Regions from separate parts of the Homo sapiens genome. Here all the other regions are linked to region 4. A link is a contact called in ENCODE Hi-C or POLR2A ChIA-PET data. All regions are on one chromosome and are shown on one strand. Each heading gives the region's core, a stretch centred on a gene start or an enhancer-like site at or near the end of the contact. The rest is flanking DNA. Distances are from core to core; before and after follow the strand shown.

Evidence for each region. A loop is a pair of places that touch in the nucleus more often than their neighbours do. ChIA-PET counts read pairs that join two places held with the same protein, here RNA polymerase II (POLR2A). Pooled maps may share reads with other maps.
Region 1: a pooled map shows a loop between it and region 4 (4-fold over the local background). The contact joins the promoter of SLC16A13 here to the promoter of CNTROB in region 4. A Hi-C loop is called at or near these places in 4 of 50 pooled maps. POLR2A ChIA-PET finds 5 or more read pairs at or near these places in 2 of 52 experiments (Panc1 and activated CD8-positive, alpha-beta memory T cell).
Region 2: a loop to region 4 is called in a pooled map, with 4 times the contacts of the local background. The contact joins the promoter of PLSCR3 here to the promoter of CNTROB in region 4. A Hi-C loop is called at or near these places in 7 of 50 pooled maps. POLR2A ChIA-PET finds 5 or more read pairs at or near these places in 2 of 52 experiments (BJ and PC-9).
Region 3: a pooled map shows a loop between it and region 4 (4-fold over the local background). The contact joins the promoter of DLG4 here to the promoter of CNTROB in region 4. A Hi-C loop is called at or near these places in 7 of 50 pooled maps.
Region 5: a loop to region 4 is called in a map with no recorded cell type, with 16 times the contacts of the local background. The contact joins the promoter of ELP5 here to the promoter of CNTROB in region 4. A Hi-C loop is called at or near these places in 1 of 168 maps with a recorded cell type or tissue (CD8-positive, alpha-beta T cell), 3 of 37 single-sample maps with no recorded cell type and 8 of 50 pooled maps. POLR2A ChIA-PET finds 5 or more read pairs at or near these places in 1 of 52 experiments (naive thymus-derived CD8-positive, alpha-beta T cell).

Annotation. Positions count from the first base shown.
Region 1 is chr17:7,034,434-7,037,846 of GRCh38, forward strand. SLC16A13 (solute carrier family 16 member 13) reads left to right here and starts at 1,582. Exons shown (of 4, transcript NM_201566.3): 1 at 1,582-2,148; 2 at 2,294-2,437. The coding sequence starts at 1,950. RefSeq lists enhancers at 1,021-1,521, 1,130-1,179, 1,910-2,149.
Region 2 is chr17:7,392,608-7,395,844 of GRCh38, forward strand. It overlaps PLSCR3 (phospholipid scramblase 3), which reads right to left and starts at 1,918. Exons shown (of 8, transcript NM_020360.4): 1 at 1,870-1,918; 2 at 1,497-1,660; 3 at 994-1,229; 4 at 860-902; 5 at 537-757; 6 at 184-345. The coding sequence starts at 1,503. It overlaps TMEM256-PLSCR3 (TMEM256-PLSCR3 readthrough (NMD candidate)), which reads right to left. Exons shown (of 10, transcript NR_037719.1): 3 at 2,301-2,483; 4 at 1,497-1,660; 5 at 994-1,229; 6 at 860-902; 7 at 537-757; 8 at 184-345. RefSeq lists a silencer at 1,806-2,295.
Region 3 is chr17:7,215,882-7,219,416 of GRCh38, forward strand. It overlaps DLG4 (discs large MAGUK scaffold protein 4), which reads right to left and starts at 1,746. Exons shown (of 20, transcript NM_001321075.3): 1 at 1,237-1,746. The coding sequence starts at 1,266. It also overlaps a transcript of ACADVL not described here. RefSeq lists an enhancer at 1-76.
Region 4 is chr17:7,930,923-7,934,459 of GRCh38, forward strand. It overlaps CNTROB (centrobin, centriole duplication and spindle assembly protein), which reads left to right and starts at 1,284. Exons shown (of 19, transcript NM_053051.5): 1 at 1,284-2,427; 2 at 3,216-3,300. The coding sequence starts at 2,158. It overlaps TRAPPC1 (trafficking protein particle complex subunit 1), which reads right to left and starts at 1,024. Exons shown (of 4, transcript NM_021210.5): 1 at 809-1,024; 2 at 584-654; 3 at 89-227. The coding sequence starts at 907. RefSeq lists enhancers at 738-977, 1,318-1,367, 1,588-1,647, 1,678-1,967, 2,098-2,227 and a silencer at 2,155-2,332.
Region 5 is chr17:7,250,426-7,253,600 of GRCh38, forward strand. ELP5 (elongator acetyltransferase complex subunit 5) reads left to right here and starts at 1,790. Exons shown (of 8, transcript NM_203414.3): 1 at 1,790-2,171; 2 at 2,345-2,405; 3 at 2,493-2,573. The coding sequence starts at 2,126. It overlaps CTDNEP1 (CTD nuclear envelope phosphatase 1), which reads right to left and starts at 1,309. Exons shown (of 8, transcript NM_001143775.2): 1 at 770-1,309. The coding sequence starts at 871. RefSeq lists enhancers at 912-1,499, 1,500-2,088, 1,957-2,176 and silencers at 1,037-1,156, 1,227-1,436, 2,207-2,446.

The DNA.
Region 1 (3,413 bases), core at 332-2,831, 900 kb before region 4:
CTGAGAGATTCAGCATCTTGATCGAGTTAAGTAATAAAGTCAAGATTGGAACTGGGCCAGGCACGGTGGCTCACGCCTGTAATCCCAGAACTTTGGGAGGCCAAGGCTGGTGGATCACTTGAGGTCAGGAGTTCGAGACCAGCGTGGCCAACATGGTGAGACCTCGTCTCTACTAAAAATACCAAAATTAACTGGGCGTTGTGGTGGGAGCCTGTAATCCCAGAAACTCAGGAGACTGAGGCAGGAGAATCACTTGAACCCGGGAGGTGGAGGTTGCAGTGAGCCAAGATCATGCCACTGCACTCCAGCCTGGGCCACAGAGCAAGACTCCATCTCAAAATAAATAAATAAATAAATAAATAAATAAATAAATAAATAAATAAAAGACTGGAACTGTGATCTGATTCTAAAGACCCGAGTTCTTAATCACTATGTAATACAGCCACAGCAATTTCTGTATCTTTGGCATATTCCCCACCAGCCGACATTTTGACTCTTAGAAAGTATATATGTGTATTATTGATGATTACTTTTATTTCCCACATATAAAATTATTTAAGGCTCAATATGTCTTTTAAGACTACACACCTCCCTCCCTGCCTCCACTTCTTGTTTGCTGCTTTCCCCAGTAATCTGGGAGTGAACATTGAGTCCACGGTTTCAAGGTCAGGGTCCTGGGAAGTATGGCTTATAATGAAGGAACAGGAAATCCAAGCCATTGGTGTTATGGAGACTGGGAAGGACTGGGGAGTGTTTGCTAGGGGCCTGAGGACTACTTGGGTAAGAGGGGGCTGACTGCTCCAGTGGCCAGGGTCATAGTTTGTCTCTTTAGTCTACCCCACCATCAGATCAAAAAAGGTGGTTAGGAAGTGGTTGTTACTAGAGGGCAGAGGAAAAGGTTCCAGCCCCAGTGAGGAAGAGGTAGGTGGTGTTGGTGGGGCCCTGTGTGAGCTTACAGCCGCCCTTCCTCTCCTCAGTTATTTTTGGTCTCTGTGACCTGTAGGTTTCCTGTTAGTGGGAACAGAAGTGACAGGAACGAGTTCCCACTACAGAAATGAACGCCAGGAGTCCAACTCATTCCCCTTCTCTCTTCCCTTAGCCGTTGAACTTCTCAGGGATCCAGGCTTCTAGGTCTGCGTGCCTAGGGCTGCGTGTTAGTGGCTTCAGGCGCTGCGCCAAACACTTCGTTTGAGTCTCATCTCCTAACCCCTCCCCTACCCCCAACAGGGCCTTGCAATTCCTGGACCCCTCATTAAAGCAAGAGAGTCCTCTCCTCTCCAGACCCAGTTTACCCACCACTAACCCTTCCGTGTGGCTCTGGGTGCTGAAACGGGGATGACTTGGCCCGCTAGGTGAAGAGGAGACGGAAGCTTCCTGGCAGTCCCCGCGTCACGTGGGGCCCTACCTAGTCAGCCTCCTAACGCCCCTCCTTACGCATGCGCCCATTCACTGCTGGTCCCCAACAATGCCTAAATCCCGCCCTGCCCTTCTCGTTCCGCCCCTGCCCGGGAGCCCCGCGTCCTCATTGGCGAGCTCCAGGGTGGCCCGGCCCGGACACCCCAGTGATAAAATAGATCATCTACACGGAAACTGGCGCGCTCCAGGGGTGGGGCCCAAACTCAGTTCCACCCTCTGGCTCCCAGCCGAACACCGAACCGGGACCGATCCGGCCCCGGCTTGAACTAGCTCAGCTCCGAGCTCGCGGAACCACGCCCCCGGGAGACTCTGGCCCGGCCAGCGCGGGCCAGGTCTTCAGTCCTATATCGCCCCGCCTTGGGAAAAGGTGCAGGGGCCTCTCGCCGCCTCGTCGGGCCCTTCCTCTCTACCTGCCTCTCCAACCCCTCTCGGCCCCGAGCCACCCGGCAGCGGGGGTGGGTGTGCAGAGGTGCGGCGTCCAGAACCCGGCTCCTGCAGAGGCTCTGGGTGGCAGCAGCCCTGTTACCGCTTAGATGGCGCGCAGGACAGAGCCCCCCGACGGGGGCTGGGGATGGGTGGTGGTGCTCTCAGCGTTCTTCCAGTCGGCGCTTGTGTTTGGGGTGCTCCGCTCCTTTGGGGTCTTCTTCGTGGAGTTTGTGGCGGCGTTTGAGGAGCAGGCAGCGCGCGTCTCCTGGATCGCCTCCATAGGAATCGCGGTGCAGCAGTTTGGGAGTGAGTGCGGCGCCTGGATCTGGCGGACTGCGACCCTCGGAAGGGAGAGGGAATGCGGCGACTGGGAAGTGGAAGGGCGAGGGGCGGGAGATGCTGGGGGGGAGACCCCTGAGATCTTCTCGCAGCGCCCCTTCCACTTCCTCAGGCCCGGTAGGCAGTGCCCTGAGCACGAAGTTCGGGCCCAGGCCCGTGGTGATGACTGGAGGCATCTTGGCTGCGCTGGGGATGCTGCTCGCCTCTTTTGCTACTTCCTTGACCCACCTATACCTGAGTATTGGGTTGCTGTCAGGTGAGAGCCTGCACAAGGGCAGGAGAGTCAAATGCTTAGATCGTTGGATGTTCACCTCCTTCCTGCTCCTTCCAAAGGGTTCGGGGAGAAGCTGAGGGAAAGTTTAGCTAGCACCTGTACCCAGAAGGGAATTCTTAATAGGAATGACTAAAGCGACAAACATGGTGAGGAATTAGGAAATTCAAGGATGATGAAACCTGGCCGGGCACGGTGGCTCACGCCTGTAATCCCAGCACTTTGGGAAGCCGAGGCGGGTGGATCACGAGGTCAGGAGTTTGAGACCAGCCTGGCCAACATGGTGAAACCCCGTCTCTACAAAAATACAAAAATTAGCCGGGCCTGGTGGCGCTAATCCCAGTTACTCGGGAGGCTGAGGCAGGAGAATCGCTTGAACCCGGGAGGCGGAGGTTGCAGTGAGCCAAGATCGCACCACTGCACTCCAGCCTGGGCGACAGAGCAAGATTCTGTCTCAAAAAAAAAAAAAAAAAAGATGAAACCAAGTATACAAGCCCAGAAGCCCAGGGCTAATGGGACTGGAGTGTAAAAGGAAGAATTACTATAAAATGGTGCTAGGGGCCAGGCACGGTGGCTCACGCCTGTAATCCCAGCACTTTGGGAGGCCGAGGCGGGCGGATCACGAGGTCAGGAGATCAAGACCATCCTGGCTAACACGGTGAAATCACGTCTCTACTAAAAACACAAAAAATTAGCTGGGCGTGGTGGCAGGTGACTGTAGTCCCAGCTACTCGGGAGGCTGAGGCAGGAGAATGGTGTGAACCCGGGAAGCAGAGCTTGCAGTGAGCCGAGATTGCACCACTGCACTCCAGCCTGGGCGACAGAGCGAGACTCCGTCTCAAAAAAAAAAAAGAAAAAAAAAGGTGCTAGGTACTGTGACTGTGAAATCGATATCATTATTGGATTTACAGCTGGGGAAAAGCTTTAAAGCTTATACAACTTGGCAAATGAAGGTCACACA
Region 2 (3,237 bases), core at 668-3,167, 540 kb before region 4:
ATGCTTTTATAAGAGCACAGGGCCATCCTATTTCCAAATGGAGGAATGCTACAAATGCGGTCGGAGTCACAGTGGATTTGGATTGATGAGCTCAGGGTCTTGACCTTAATGTTAACTATCCTGCCTCATGGAAGCATCATCTTGGTTTACGAAGGTCCCAAGAGCCTCTAGTATTCCTGATACCTCAAAGTTGGTGTCTGTGCCACAGCCACAGGTCCAGCAGGGCCCCACCACTCGCAAGACTGTCTGGCGATCGGCATCCTGGATGGAGAACTTGGGGAGGAAGGGATGCCAGGTCTGTAGCACGTGGCCAATGGTGGTGCCTGGTGGAGCCTGTACTTCCATCTGGGAGTGGGAAGCAGACAGGGTCACTGCGGAGGCAGGGGTCCCAGCTCTATCATCTGTCTATTTGGCCCTCACTAAACCTCCCATCCCCACCTGCCCACTCCCACCTGATCCAGGCCTCATCTCAGGTGGACCTCATCATTGTCCCGCCCCACCAAGGCCCGCCCTCCCGGCCCCCTCCCTCCGCCCACCTCCTGGAGGCCACAGGGGCAGCAGCTGCAGCCACAGTGCAGCGGGCGGAGCAAACGCAGCACCTCACGGTCCCCGGGGTCGGCCAGGCGGACACGCAGCGGCCGGCGGGCGCCACAGCACAGACGGGCGCAGCAGTTGCTCTCCTCGGCCGCCTGACCCAGGGGCTGCCCGGCCCCAGAGCGCAGTTCATACCGATTACAGGTCTCCCAGCCTAGGAACGCTGCCCGAGGTGACACGGGGAGACTCGTAGAGCCTCGCGCGCCCAGGAGCCCACCATCCGGGCCACCATCATGAGGTCCAACCTCCCACTCCTTCTACTTACTTTCCACTCGCTCAGCCTTCTGGTGAATCAAAATCTGATCAATCTGGAAAGAGAGGGGCGGCGCGCACATCAGCTGGCCCATCTGGACGCCCAAGTCCCCTCCCAGTCATCCTCCCTCCCTCCTTCCCACTCACCTGCACCAGGAATTCGAGGCCAGAAGGCACCCCTGGCAGTGGCAAGAAGGGGGCAGCAGACCCCAAGGCCACGGGGCCAGGCGAGGGGAAGAGGGCGAAGCCGGGAGCTGGGGCAGGTACCTGGGCGGGCACTGGCGCCTGCCCGGGCCCAGGATGTAGCGCCGGCTCCGGGTACCCAGGGGTGACAGGGTAGGGAGGTGGGGGCGAAGGGGCGTAGCCTTTGGGGGGCAAGTAGCCTGTAAAGCGGTGGGAGCAGGATAGATTAGAAAGGGACTCAAGGCCTCATCCCCTTATTCCTCAGCCCATGGGCCGCGAGGCTTCGGGGGAAACGTGGTGGCAAGAGGCAGAGAAAGATGGGGCAGGGGAGCAGGGTGGAGGTTCCCCGGAAGGAAGGGAGGGGCCCCACCCAGCCAGTCCGAGCACATTCCGGGAGGATGTGTTCAAACCCGGCTCCCAAGTCCGTGGGGGGGATAACGGAGACCCCCAGACTTGCGCGCACTTACCTGCCATGGGAGAAGGGCTGGGGTTTTCGAGATGATGGTGTCTGGGTGGCTTAGTTCTGGAAGCGGAGGCAAACTCGGAGATAGCCAGACAGACACAGAGACAGACACAAAGACGGAGAGGCAGCTGCGCCCGGCGCCGGCCCAGGGTCTCTTGGGCGGCGCCTCTGACTCGGGGAGAAACCCAAGTGTCAGTGGGCGGGACCGGGTACCTGGGACCCTGGATTCCCTCGGGGGCCCCAGAACCGCCCCCTCCCTTTGTTCTCCCATCCTGCGGAGGAGGCTGTGGGCCGACGGCAGGACAGATGGACCCGCGGTCAGACCGACAGCCCCACCCCAAGGGCGGTCTCCCTGACCCCTCTGTGCCCCCGCTCACCTGGAGCCCCCAGAAGAGCCCGGGTGCCTAGCACTCGGCAGCTCACAGGAGCTGGCGGAGGCGGAGGCGGGCCCGAGCTCGGACCCCGGCCCCGCCCCCCGACCCGCCGAGCCCGCCCCCTCCTGGGCGGTGCGTTTGCGCCGGGAGGAAGGCAGCCGTCCGCTGCCCCGGGAAGCCGATCGTGGGCTTTGCTCCTCGGCGTCGCCGACGTTCCCGCCCCTTCCGCTCGGACTGCAGATGCCCAGAGAGTAGGAGCGCCTGGAGAAGGCGGCGGCTGGTCCCGGGCCCCGCGAACGCCGCCAGGCCGGCGGCGTGCGTGCTCAGCGCCCTGGGTGGGAGGCGAGGGCGGCCCGGGCCGCGCTGGCCCCTGGGCTCCTCCTCCCAAGGGCAGTCGGGCCTCGCTGACGCAGCGGAACACCCTTCACACTCACTCATTGGCTTCCAGGACTGGCTCCTGGCTCGCCTTCTGCCTCCCAGGGGCGACCTCGCCGTCTTCTCTCCCTGGCACAGCGGTGACCCACACGGGCACCTCGCAGCGACAGCAGTTTCTGCAGGTGCCCCAGCCACGCGGGTGACAGGCCGCCAAACGGTGTCAGTGAGCGTGCTCAGGCCGCCTAGAGGGCCAGAGGAGGAAGCGCGGTCAGAAAAGACCCCCGAGATGAGTGTCTTCGACTGGATCCTGAGCCAGGACCAGTCCTGCCTTGGGGGCCACTGGCTGAGTGGCGCAAGAGATGAGTTTAGAAACGGAGTGCAGTCCACATACAGGGCGGGTTGTGTGGAAGCTGCGATTTGGCCCCACGAGCAGCGAGGAGTCCACCGAGACATTTTTAGAACAAAGAAGGTCAAATGTGTGTTTTAGAAAGATCGTGGCGGGGCGCGGTGGCTCACGCCTGTAATTCCAGCACTTTGGGAGGCCGAGGTGGGCGGATCACCTGAGGTCAGGAGTTTGAGACCAGCCTGGCCAACATGGCAAAAACCCATCTCTACTAAAAATACAAAAATTAGCCGGGTGTGGTGGCGGGCGCCTGTAGTCCCAGCTATGCAGGAGGCTGAGGTAGGAGAAACTCTTGAACCCGGGAGGCAGAGGTTGCAGTGAGCCGAGATTACGCCATTGCACTCCAGCCTGGGCAACAGAGCGAGACTCCATCTCAAAATAAATAAATAAATAAATAAATATTTATTTAGACATCACCAATAAGGCGAAGGCATCACCAATAAGGCGATAGTTAGGCCGGGCACGGTGGCTCACGCCTGTAATCCCAGCACTTTGGGAGGCCGAGGCAGGCGAATCATGAGGTCAGGAGATGGAGACCATCCTGGCCAATATGGTGAAACCCCGTCTCTACTAAAATACAAAAAAATTAGCCA
Region 3 (3,535 bases), core at 496-2,995, 710 kb before region 4:
TTCCTGTCCCACCCCCCAGCCCCCAGCTGCCTGCCACCCGCCCAAGCCTCCCTCCACACACCAGGCATCCAGCTCTCCAGTCCCAGAGTCTCCAAGGAGAGCCTAGGTATCTGCATCCCACCAGGAGCTCGCCTGTGCTCCATCCGAGATCTCCTGCCTTTGCCAGGCTCCAACCAGAGGGACACTCTTGCACAGATCCCCATCGCTGCCAGCCCTGCCCTCCTCCTACACCTTTTCACCCCAGTAACCTCAGTAACTTCGGTCATAAGCCCTCAGGGACCCTTAAATCCAGGTGTCCTCCCCCACCTTGATCCCAAGCGTCAGGGGTATCTGGAACAGTCCCCACATCTGCTCTTCTCCCTCTCTCTTGATCAGGGCTAGATACAGTGTGGGAGGAGATGGGGATATTGGGCACCTGCCTTTGGGCCACCCCCAAATTGTGCACCACCCACCCGGTCCCCCTCCTCAAATCCCCTCTCTCCCTAAGCCTCTCATCCTCCTCCTCAGGGGCTGGCAAGCTCGGCTGCTGCAATCTTCTGCCTCCTATGGGAGTACCCCCAAATCCTTGCCTCACCTGGTCCATTCCCTCAGGTGATCCCATGCCAGGGCCCCAGCCCTCTGACAACTTCCAACTACCTCCATTCTATATGACTGAACCCTAAATTAACAGTTCCCTCAAATTGAGAGAGCATCCCTAAATGCAGCCACCACGAGATGCTTGTTCTAGAGTCTGAAGGCCCACCCCTTCCCTGCCAGCTGACACCCCCAGATCAGTCAGGCACTCACAACCAATAACCTTTACCCCATGCCAGGAGCCCCCCAAAACTGGACAAGGCCCTTGGAAGCCAGCTTTTCCCTGGGGAGGAAAGAGGAACCCCCCAACATAGCCCACCTTCCCACATACACCAGCAGGACTCCCTTATGAGCCAGGCTTCTCCTTAAATAAGTCTCCCTCAAACAGCGCTGATGAACCCCCAAACCCGCCAGGCCCCCCGAACCATGGAATATCCTAAATTTTCCATATCCCTACAGGTACAAAGGGATCACTCCAGGGGGCACCTGTGGCCAAATCCTGCATTTTCTCAGATGTGAACCCCAAAACTAAATTAAGACCCCCAAATACATCTTACTTCTGATGCTGCCACTCCAGGGGCGCCAGTCCCAGATAAGGCCTACTAACCCCTCCCCACAAACTCATACCCTCCCCCCAGTTTATAGCCCCCCCATCATGCTTACCTTGGTTGTCACTATACAGAGACAGTCCATGTTGGGGGGCCTGGCCGCGGCGGCGGGTAAGGGGCTCTGACTTCATCGGAGTTTCGTTCCTCCCCTCCGTGGGTTCTCACCCCTCCCCCCTCCGCACCCCACTTTTGCAGGGGGGGCCAGGATGGGGGGAGGGGTGAGAGGGGAAGGAGGGGGTTGGAGAAGGGAAGGGGAGGGGAGCGTGGGAGGGAGGGGAAGGGGGCCCTAAAAGGGGCTCCCCAGTGGAGGGGAGGGGGCTTGGGGAGCACACCCCGATTCTCAGGAGGGGCGGGGGCACCGGGGGCTGGCAGCCCCGGAGTTCGGGGGCTGGGGCATGAGCTGGGGTGGGGGAGGGGAACTGGATTTCGGGGAGCCCCGGGGTAGGGGGGGGTCTTGCCAAACGGCCAGGGGCTAGGGGCCGTGGCGGGGGAGTGGGGTGGGGGGGTTGGAAACGGCAGCGGCCGAGGGAGCCGTGGAGCCGAAGAGGGAAGGGGAGAGAGGAGGAGAGAGGAAGCAGGGGGAGGGAGGGAGGGAGCTAGGAGCCAGAATGGGGGGGGTGCCTTGGCAGAGTTAACTCCTTCTGTGCTGGCAGGAACCCGGATAATGGGAAAGGAGATAGAAGCAGAAGCACAGAGGCCCCTGAGGCAAACATGGAGACCTGGCCAGCCACCAGCGATGACAGCAAAGACGATGAGGCTGGATTTCATTTCTTAGAGAAGGAAGCATCTATAGTTGGGCTGGGAGCACCCACGGTTATTTGAATACGGGAGGGAGGCCTCTCGGCAGGCGGTAGGGGGTCGGGTGTGAGGGAGGAGCTGAAGGAGGCAATCCCTGGGGGCCTAGTTCTCCCTCAGGTTTCTCAGGGGGAAACCTAAAAAGTTAAGCCCTAGACTCTTTAGTGCCTGAAACTGGGGCAGCCAAAGAAAACGAGGAAGAAAGGGAGAGTGGGTACAGGACCACAGAGAGTGCATTCTCGGTGCCCCAAGTCCCTGGGCCACTGACTCAGGCTTTTGTCAGCAGGGCCCCCAAGATTCCAGGTAATATTAGTGATATTTGGCTCACCCCTCCAGCCCTGCCTGCCCCTCAGGAAGTTAGGCGCTCGCCCCCACCTCCTTACCTGACTCTCTGAGAGGGAAGCCTCATAATAGTCCAGGATGTCTGTCACAGGAACAGAACTGAGTTACCTCCCCACCCCAGGCCTCTCCAGGCACATCACCCCTGTCATCACCGCTGCTGGCTGGCTGGCAAGGGAGGAGCCCTTTCAGCCAAGGCTGGTCCACACTCATGGAGGACACCATAGGCAGGACCCTGCATGGTGCTCCAGCTTGGACCAAATGATCTCTGGGCTCCCAAACAGCCCCCGAAGTTCAGTAATGGCCCTTGGAGGCCCAGGTCCCTCAGAAAACGGGCTACTCACCCAGCAAGGCCTGGAAGAGGTCGCTATGCAGCACTGTGAGGAGTGGGGGTGCCCACCGCAGCAGTGGGGGTGCCAGGAGCCAGAGGGCTGACCTGGGAGCTAGTGAGATGCAAGGAGAATTGGGACAGGGAAGATGCCAACACAGGAAGATGAACACACTGTCACTTCATCTCCCCAGACTGTGCCCTTCACCCCAGCCCCTACGGAAAGATTTGGGGAGAAGGATCTCCGAGCCCCAGCCCCCCACTTCGCTCCCAGACCTCCCCTCCACAAGGAGCCCTGTTTTTCACCTCTTGGTCTCTGGGACATCTCTCTCTTCTCTCACTTTAATCTCCCTAATCCTCCAGGATTGGAGTTGAGCTGCTTCTCCCCACTAAATTCCAGCTGTGAGTAAAGTAGGCCGTCTCTGAGCCGACCAGCTGTCCCATTCCCCCAGGTCCCAAGGCACCAGCACCGCCACCATCTTGCTCCACACACCCTGGCCCCCTCTTCCCATAGGCAGGCAGAACCTAGCCACGCTCTCCTGAGAAGCCAGCAAAGAGGGCCTCCTCACAGAGGGCTCCAGCAGCTCAAAAAGAAGCTGAGCCCAGCTCTCTCTCCTCCTGGGCCTCCTCTCACCCCAATGAGAATTGCAGAAAAAGGGGTAGAAATTGTTTGGGACTTCCTGCCCTAGGGCTAGAGAAGTTGGGGTTTTACGGGTAAGAGGCAGGAGAATTCCTGCAGTTCCTCTCAGGCCCGGGAGGAATCCATCTGCCTGGGCACATGGTCTCTGGAAGGAACAGAGGGCAAAGACAGAAGGGAATGTTCAGGAAGGTCTCAGAGGCTTTACTAAGGGAGGGGCAGTGAATCTGGGGGGGTCTTCCTACTGTGAAACTG
Region 4 (3,537 bases), core at 34-2,533:
ACATATAGTAGGATTGGGGCAGGGGAGATGAGGGAGTCTTGGGGTTCTGAAGAGCTCTGGGGGATGGGTCCCTGGGGCTGGCACTGACCGCACTGTAGATGTGGTGCAGCACATCTCGGATGGGTCCCACGCCCAAGTCAGTATTCATGACAACTTTGATCCCAGTGGGCGTCTCGTAGTAATGGAGTTTGTAACGGCTAGTTTGGAAGGCCAGGAAGCCATCCTTCCTGCAGAGATGAGGAGGGTGTTAAAGAATGGGAGCAGAATCTCTCCCAAAGAGACACTTCTGATCCCCGCAAACATCGACTCCCTCTTTATCTAAACATATCCTTTGTAGAAGCCTGGTTGAGTAAAGACATCGCCCATCGTCACCCCTCAATTTAGCCCCCACCAACTTCTCTACTTTCAGACCCTCCCCACCCCCACTCCTGCCAGCTCCAGCACTCTCGCTCCGGACTCAGCCTCTCTTAAGTACCCTTTCCCCCCTCTGGAGGCCAATGCTCCTTCCACTTCAGAAAGTTTCCCCCATCCCCAAATTCCCAAGGCTAGCCCTCCTCCCAACATCTTCTCTGACTCCGCGTACATGTCTAGCGGGGACATCTTGCTGACAAACGAGCGGATAGAGAAGAGCATCCCGTACATCAGCTTATACTCCTGGAGGGAGAGGGGCAGAGTTAGCTCTCGGTTGATGCGGGAGATGGGGTGGGGGGTGGGAACGAGCTGGGGTTTGGAGAGGAGGGGCTGGGTTGGGACTATAGGTGTTTGGAGATGAGAGGTCGCCCGGGCTGCACCGGGGCCCTCTCGTCACCTCCTCCTTGGGAATCCCTGCTTGCTTCTTGCGGTGCCATTCGCTGTAGTGCAGACACACTCCATTCCGGTCAAACAGGTACAGGTTGTGGACAGTCATCTGCAGGGCAGGGAGTGTGAGCCTCGCTCCGGGGCCGCCCCCACTCCTTGGGCTCGGGTTCCCGGACCCACAGCCTTCCAACCAGGTGGGGACCCCACCCACGGACTCACCGGAACTGCTCCGAGTGCCCGTCAAGAGTTACTTCCGGTTTCCACGGAGCTCCGCCCCTTAGGGGGGTTCTCGCTCGGCCGCGGCTGGGCATTAACTCCGCTCCAGTGCTGCTTGTCAGACTCCGCCTCCCTCCCTCAGCCAATCTGTGGCCACCGGAGCCGCGCACGCGCGGCCAGGCGCTCGGGATACAGAAGTGATGTGAGTGTCTGCGAGCGTGGTCTCGCGGGCGGGTGACGTCATCGAGGCGAGAGAGGCGGAGCCGTGGACAGTGGGCGGGAGGCTGCCAACGGTTTTGAGCGTAGGGGGAGGCGTGAGAGGGGGATCTCAGGGGAGGAGGTCAATCGCTTGCCCCCCACTTTGGCAAATTGGGGACTGAGGACTGGAAGGGTGGAGAGTAGGCGGAACCAGGTGGTCGTCGGGGCAGAGGATCTCGGGCTAGGCTTGAGGGCGGCGTGCTTCTTAGGGACGACTTAGGGCGTGACTGAGGGTTCACAAGGTTTCTTTTGGGGTGGTCGGGAGGGAGAGATTCTAGGGAACAAGGAAGCTCGCTATGGCTTTCTTGCCAGGAGGGGTCGAAGGGAAAGTACAAGGGAGCTGGAGCTGACCCTGGGTAGAACGGGTGAAGGGATGGGGGAGCGTGAGGTTCCGCCCTCTCTTGAGACTGGAACCAATTGAGGGACTAGTAGGGCAGGGGGACAGAAATTGGGCTCCTAGTGGATTTGGGTCCGTTTCCGTTGGGACGTTTTGGGTGTGAGAACTTAAGAGCTCAGTTGACCGGGGATAGCCTGTGCCGGAGTTGATCTGCAGCTTCCAGCACTCGTAGTCGGGAAGAGGAGCTTCAGCAGCGCTGTTGTCCCACAGTAGGTCTTCTGTCCGCACCCGCTCTGCGCTGCACCCTCTTAACGCTGTTCCCAGGAGCTGGGGAAAGGGATGCTTTTGCCCACTCCCATGGCCCCTGGAACTGGTGGAAACCTTTCCTCTAACCAGAAAGCCTCGATATCCTTAATTCACCAAGGATCCTTGGCGTGGAGTCTTCCTCCCTTCTCCCAAGTCTTTCTCCGTGAACTTTTCCTCCTGGACTTTGCTAAAGCAGAACCTCCCAGCTCTTTGCTGTCTCCGGTTGTCTCTTCCCTGTATTCATGGCAACATCAGCTGACAGCCCCAGTTCACCCCTCGGGGCGGAGGATCTCCTGAGTGATTCATCAGAACCCCCTGGGCTCAACCAAGTGTCGTCTGAAGTGACCTCCCAGCTCTATGCTTCTTTGCGCCTCAGCCGGCAGGCGGAGGCCACGGCCCGAGCCCAGCTGTATTTACCCTCCACCTCCCCGCCTCATGAAGGGTTAGACGGCTTCGCCCAAGAATTGAGTCGAAGCTTGTCAGTCGGATTGGAAAAGAACTTGAAGAAAAAGGTGAGGGAAGTGTGTCTTGGAGACCACTGTGGCACTAGACACCAGAGAGTCTTGGGATTGGGGTTGGTAAAAATAAAAAGCTTTGATGAGATTTGAACTCTTCCTGTTGGATTTCATATTCCTTTTAACTGCATAGGCAGCCATGCTTATAAGGGAGGGAGTGACCTGGGACACCATAATTTGAAAATTATGAAACTTCCCAGTGTTTTTTTGTGAGAGACATCTCTGCTCCGAGTAGATAGAGCAAACCTATGGGGTAGGTTGGTGAGCTATTTCCCGTGCACTGGGAATGGGTAAGGTTTCTTGATCCCAAGAGGGAGCTAGGGACTTAGGATAGCAGCTCCGATCCTTCCAGCTCAACACTATGTTGATAGTATGGTTCCAACTTTGGCATGTACATCATTAAGACATAGCTTAGTCAACTACAACATGTTACAGAGAAGATAGTTATTAGTATTGTATAGAAAAGGTGTCAGAGTCAATTTGCAGACTGGTTAGGTCTTCCAGAGTTTGAAAATGATAGCCATAAGCCATACAGTCCTTACATTTGTTCTTGAATCGGCAAGAATCTCCGCAACTCTTGTCTTATACCTCCTCGATTATTTTATTTACACTCTCTTTCTGGCTTCTGTAGTATTTGAATTTCTGATTCAAGTTTAGGACATCCCTTATTGGATCCGTTTGGTTTTTCTTGTTTTCCAAAGTGCTGGAGTGAAAATTCTACCCTGGCAATAGGTAGGAGATAGATAACACAGACTGCATCTGATTTCCATGTGGCTTTTTTCCAGGATGGTTCTAAGCATATCTTTGAGATGGAAAGTGTTCGGGGTCAGCTCCAGACCATGCTCCAAACCTCACGTGATACAGCCTATCGTGAGTAAGCCCCTTCCCTAGAACTATGAAGGAGAACCTAGATGTAAGGGGTGGGAGAAAGTGGACAGAGGAAGCAGGCAGGAAAACCTCTGAGCAAGAGATTTCAGGAGAAAAGTCTCCCGTTCTTTGGGAGAGGGGGTGAAGGAGTGAGGGAACTGGAAAGGAAGGCCTTTTCTCTTCAGGTGGCCCCTGTTTTTGTCATTACCTGACTCTGGCTTTGGGGTCCCTCTGGCTGCC
Region 5 (3,175 bases), core at 540-3,039, 680 kb before region 4:
TTTCCCTCAGAATGCTAGGCTCTCCTGGAGAAGCAAACGTCCTCATTTTCAAGCCCTACAACTGCCCAGCGCTGTCCTCTGACAGGGACACCCAAACTTCAATGGTGGGCACAGCACCCACCTTGAACTCCCTCCCACAATTAAAGAGGCCCATCGTAAAAGCATCTGCTTTAGTCTTCAATAAATCCAGATACCTACACTCACACTATGAAATAAATTTTCACAGCCTTTTTGGAGGAATTCTCTTAATGGGAACCGCAGGCGTTTCTCCTTCACACCCAGGGCTTTCCCAAGTTCCCGTCCTTGTTTGTAACGTATGCCCTCCCACCCACCTCCACCCTTGACACACAAGTCTGTCTCTTCCTTGTTATAGGACCAAACACACACCGAGGTTCCAAATAGGGTCTTTCCCAAGCCCACATCCACAGATCCGGCTGTCATCAAACAGGTGTTCCCCGCCTCTTGGTTTCTTTAGCAACAACTCCAGCTTTCTTAAAGAGCGCCCCACCCACCACCTTAGCCCCCAAGAGTTGCCAAATCCTGTCCCATCTAGCCCCATCAAAACCCCCAAGGGCAAGGTTCTATTACAAGGGTCTCCCACCTCGCCCCGCTTAGGGTGCCCAATTCTCTGGCGAGAAAAGCCCCAGCCAGGATTCCCTTCCTAGGCCCAAACAGAGGCCCGACACTCCGAAAACCCCTGAGCACCACGGACAGATGTCCCCAACACCGCCAGACGTCCCCAACACCGCCAGCGCCCACCCTGGCTCACCGTGCGGATCTGCCTCCGCAGAAGGTAAATGAAGAAGCTCCAGAGCTTGGCGGCGAAGGCCACGAACGTGCGCAGCCCCAGCAGACACTGCGTCCGCATCATCCCGATGACCCCGGCACCGCCGGCCCCGGGGCCCCCGCGGCCCAGCTCCGCCAGCCCCCCGGGGGCAGCCCCCCGCCGCCGGGAGGGGGAACGGGGGCCCCGAGTGGCAGGAGAGGCTGCAGAGAGGGGCACGGAGCGGGCGGCTCAGAAAGCCACCCCTGGCGAGGGTAAAGCCCAGCGGAACGGGGAGCTGGGGGACAGGCGTGGGCAGCCCGCGGGGGCCCACATGGGCTGGGAGTGGCACCGACGGCTTCGGGGAGGTTGCGGGCCGAGACAGGTAGGGCTAGGATGGGGTCCTCCGAGACCTGGAGGGAAGGGGAAGGATAATTGGGGGAGGGGGCAGTGGGGGAGGGGGCTAGGGAAAAGGGAGGAAGGGAAAAGGGAAGGGGAGGGGGGGAAAGCAGAGAGTGGCCCGCTGCGCAGGCGCGCTAGGGGGCTGCTCGCAGGAACGGGGAGGGCGGGGGCAGCGGCGCGCAAAGGGCCGCGGCAGCGGAGAACGGGCCTGCAGAGCGAAGGAGCAGGGAAGGAGGGGGAGGGGGAGCCGGAGGGCGCAGAGCGCTGGGCCGGAGCGGCCTCCCCCTCCCCGAGCTCGGGGGTCCTTTAGCCGCTGGGGACCGGGGCTGCAGCCTCTGCAGCTGGGTTTCCCACTCTGACAGGCGCCATTTTACCGTCCAAAGGACTCCCTCTTCCTGTCTTTCCCCCTCCTCTTCCCCTTTGACACTACTTCCGGTGGTGACGTGTATTCGCTTCACCGGGACTAAGTTCCTCCTGCGCGGTCTATGGCGGGTAGGTATAAGGAAAGCCAAAAGCACTCCAAGCGAGGCTGCAGTATTGCGCACGCGCAGAAGGTGGCCGCGGGGCGGGGCCTGAGGCGAAGCAGGCCCCGCCTCAAACTGCGTGGGCGGGGAGAGTGACGTCACTTGGCCCGCGCTTAGGGCCCTCGCGGGGGGCTTGTGGGTCCTCCTCCCCCTCCCACTGACAACTGCCCCAACTGCTCTTCCCGCCCCGGTCACAGTGAAAATGTAGACGGGGTCGTTGTCCGTACGACTGTGCGCCAGGGCTCGGGGAGGGGCGCCCTCCGCGTGAGCGCCCCCCTGGGAATATTGAACATAATCACCTCTCATTCCAGACTATGTTAGGTCTTAATGGTGGGAGGACGCCCGAGTGCTCGGCCCGTTTCACCCCGAGGAGGAAGGACACTGGGTCATGACGCCATCAGAGGGCGCCAGAGCAGGGACCGGACGCGAGTTGGAGATGTTGGACTCGCTGTTGGCCTTGGGCGGCCTGGTGCTGCTTCGGGGTGAGAGCCAGAGGCACGGTGGCGGGGCGGGGGGTGCGGTTCGGGCCTGGCTGAGGGGACGGAAGTGGGCAGGAAGGGCCAGGGGTCACAGGCTAGGTGTGGAAATCGCGACGGGTTCGCGAAGGCGGTAATCCCAGCGCTCTCATACCCTTTATCCGTCCCTCGCTCTGCAGATTCCGTGGAGTGGGAGGGGCGCAGTCTCTTGAAGGCGCTTGTCAAGAAATCTGCACTGTGGTGAGTATCCCACAGTGTCTCCCCGGCCTACCCTGGATAGGGCACCTGTGCCCACTCTTTGACAATCCCTTCTCATCTCTGCCTTAGTGGGGAGCAAGTGCATATCCTGGGCTGTGAAGTGAGCGAGGAAGAGTTTCGTGAAGGTTTTGACTCTGATATCAACAATCGGTAAGTACCAGTTGGAAGAGATTTGATTAAATTTGAGACCTATAATGCTAAGGAAATTTCTTTACAACAAGCGCAGAACCTGGTATGTAGTAGCAGTTCCTTAAATATTCATTGAAGAATTGGATATGGATCTTTCAGGAGGCAAGAATTAATAAGAGGAGTGATGAGTATTTGGGGAGTCCAAAGCAAAGATCATAGAAGTCGAGAGAGAAATAGCCTGGAAATAGGGAGAACATGTGGGAAGGGTATTGCAGTAATCCGTTAATCCGGCTTCACTCTTTAAGGTACATATGTACCGAGCACCAACTATCAACCAGGTGCTGTGCAAGATACTGGAGACGGCAGTGAGTGAGACCTGTTCCTGACCTAATGAATTTTAGGGAATAATGGTAGGAAGTGATAGAGGCCTGGTTTAAGGCAGTGGCAGTAGAGATGGAAAGTTTAGAACACATGTAAAGGACTTTAGTGGGTAGAATTTCCAGGATTTATTGACTAATATGGGGGAGAAGAAAGTATTGAGATAAGGAAGTTCCTAAACCCAGCGGCATGCCTGATCAGGAGACATTAAGAACCATTAGTAGGATGCTTTCTACTTCCTAGTC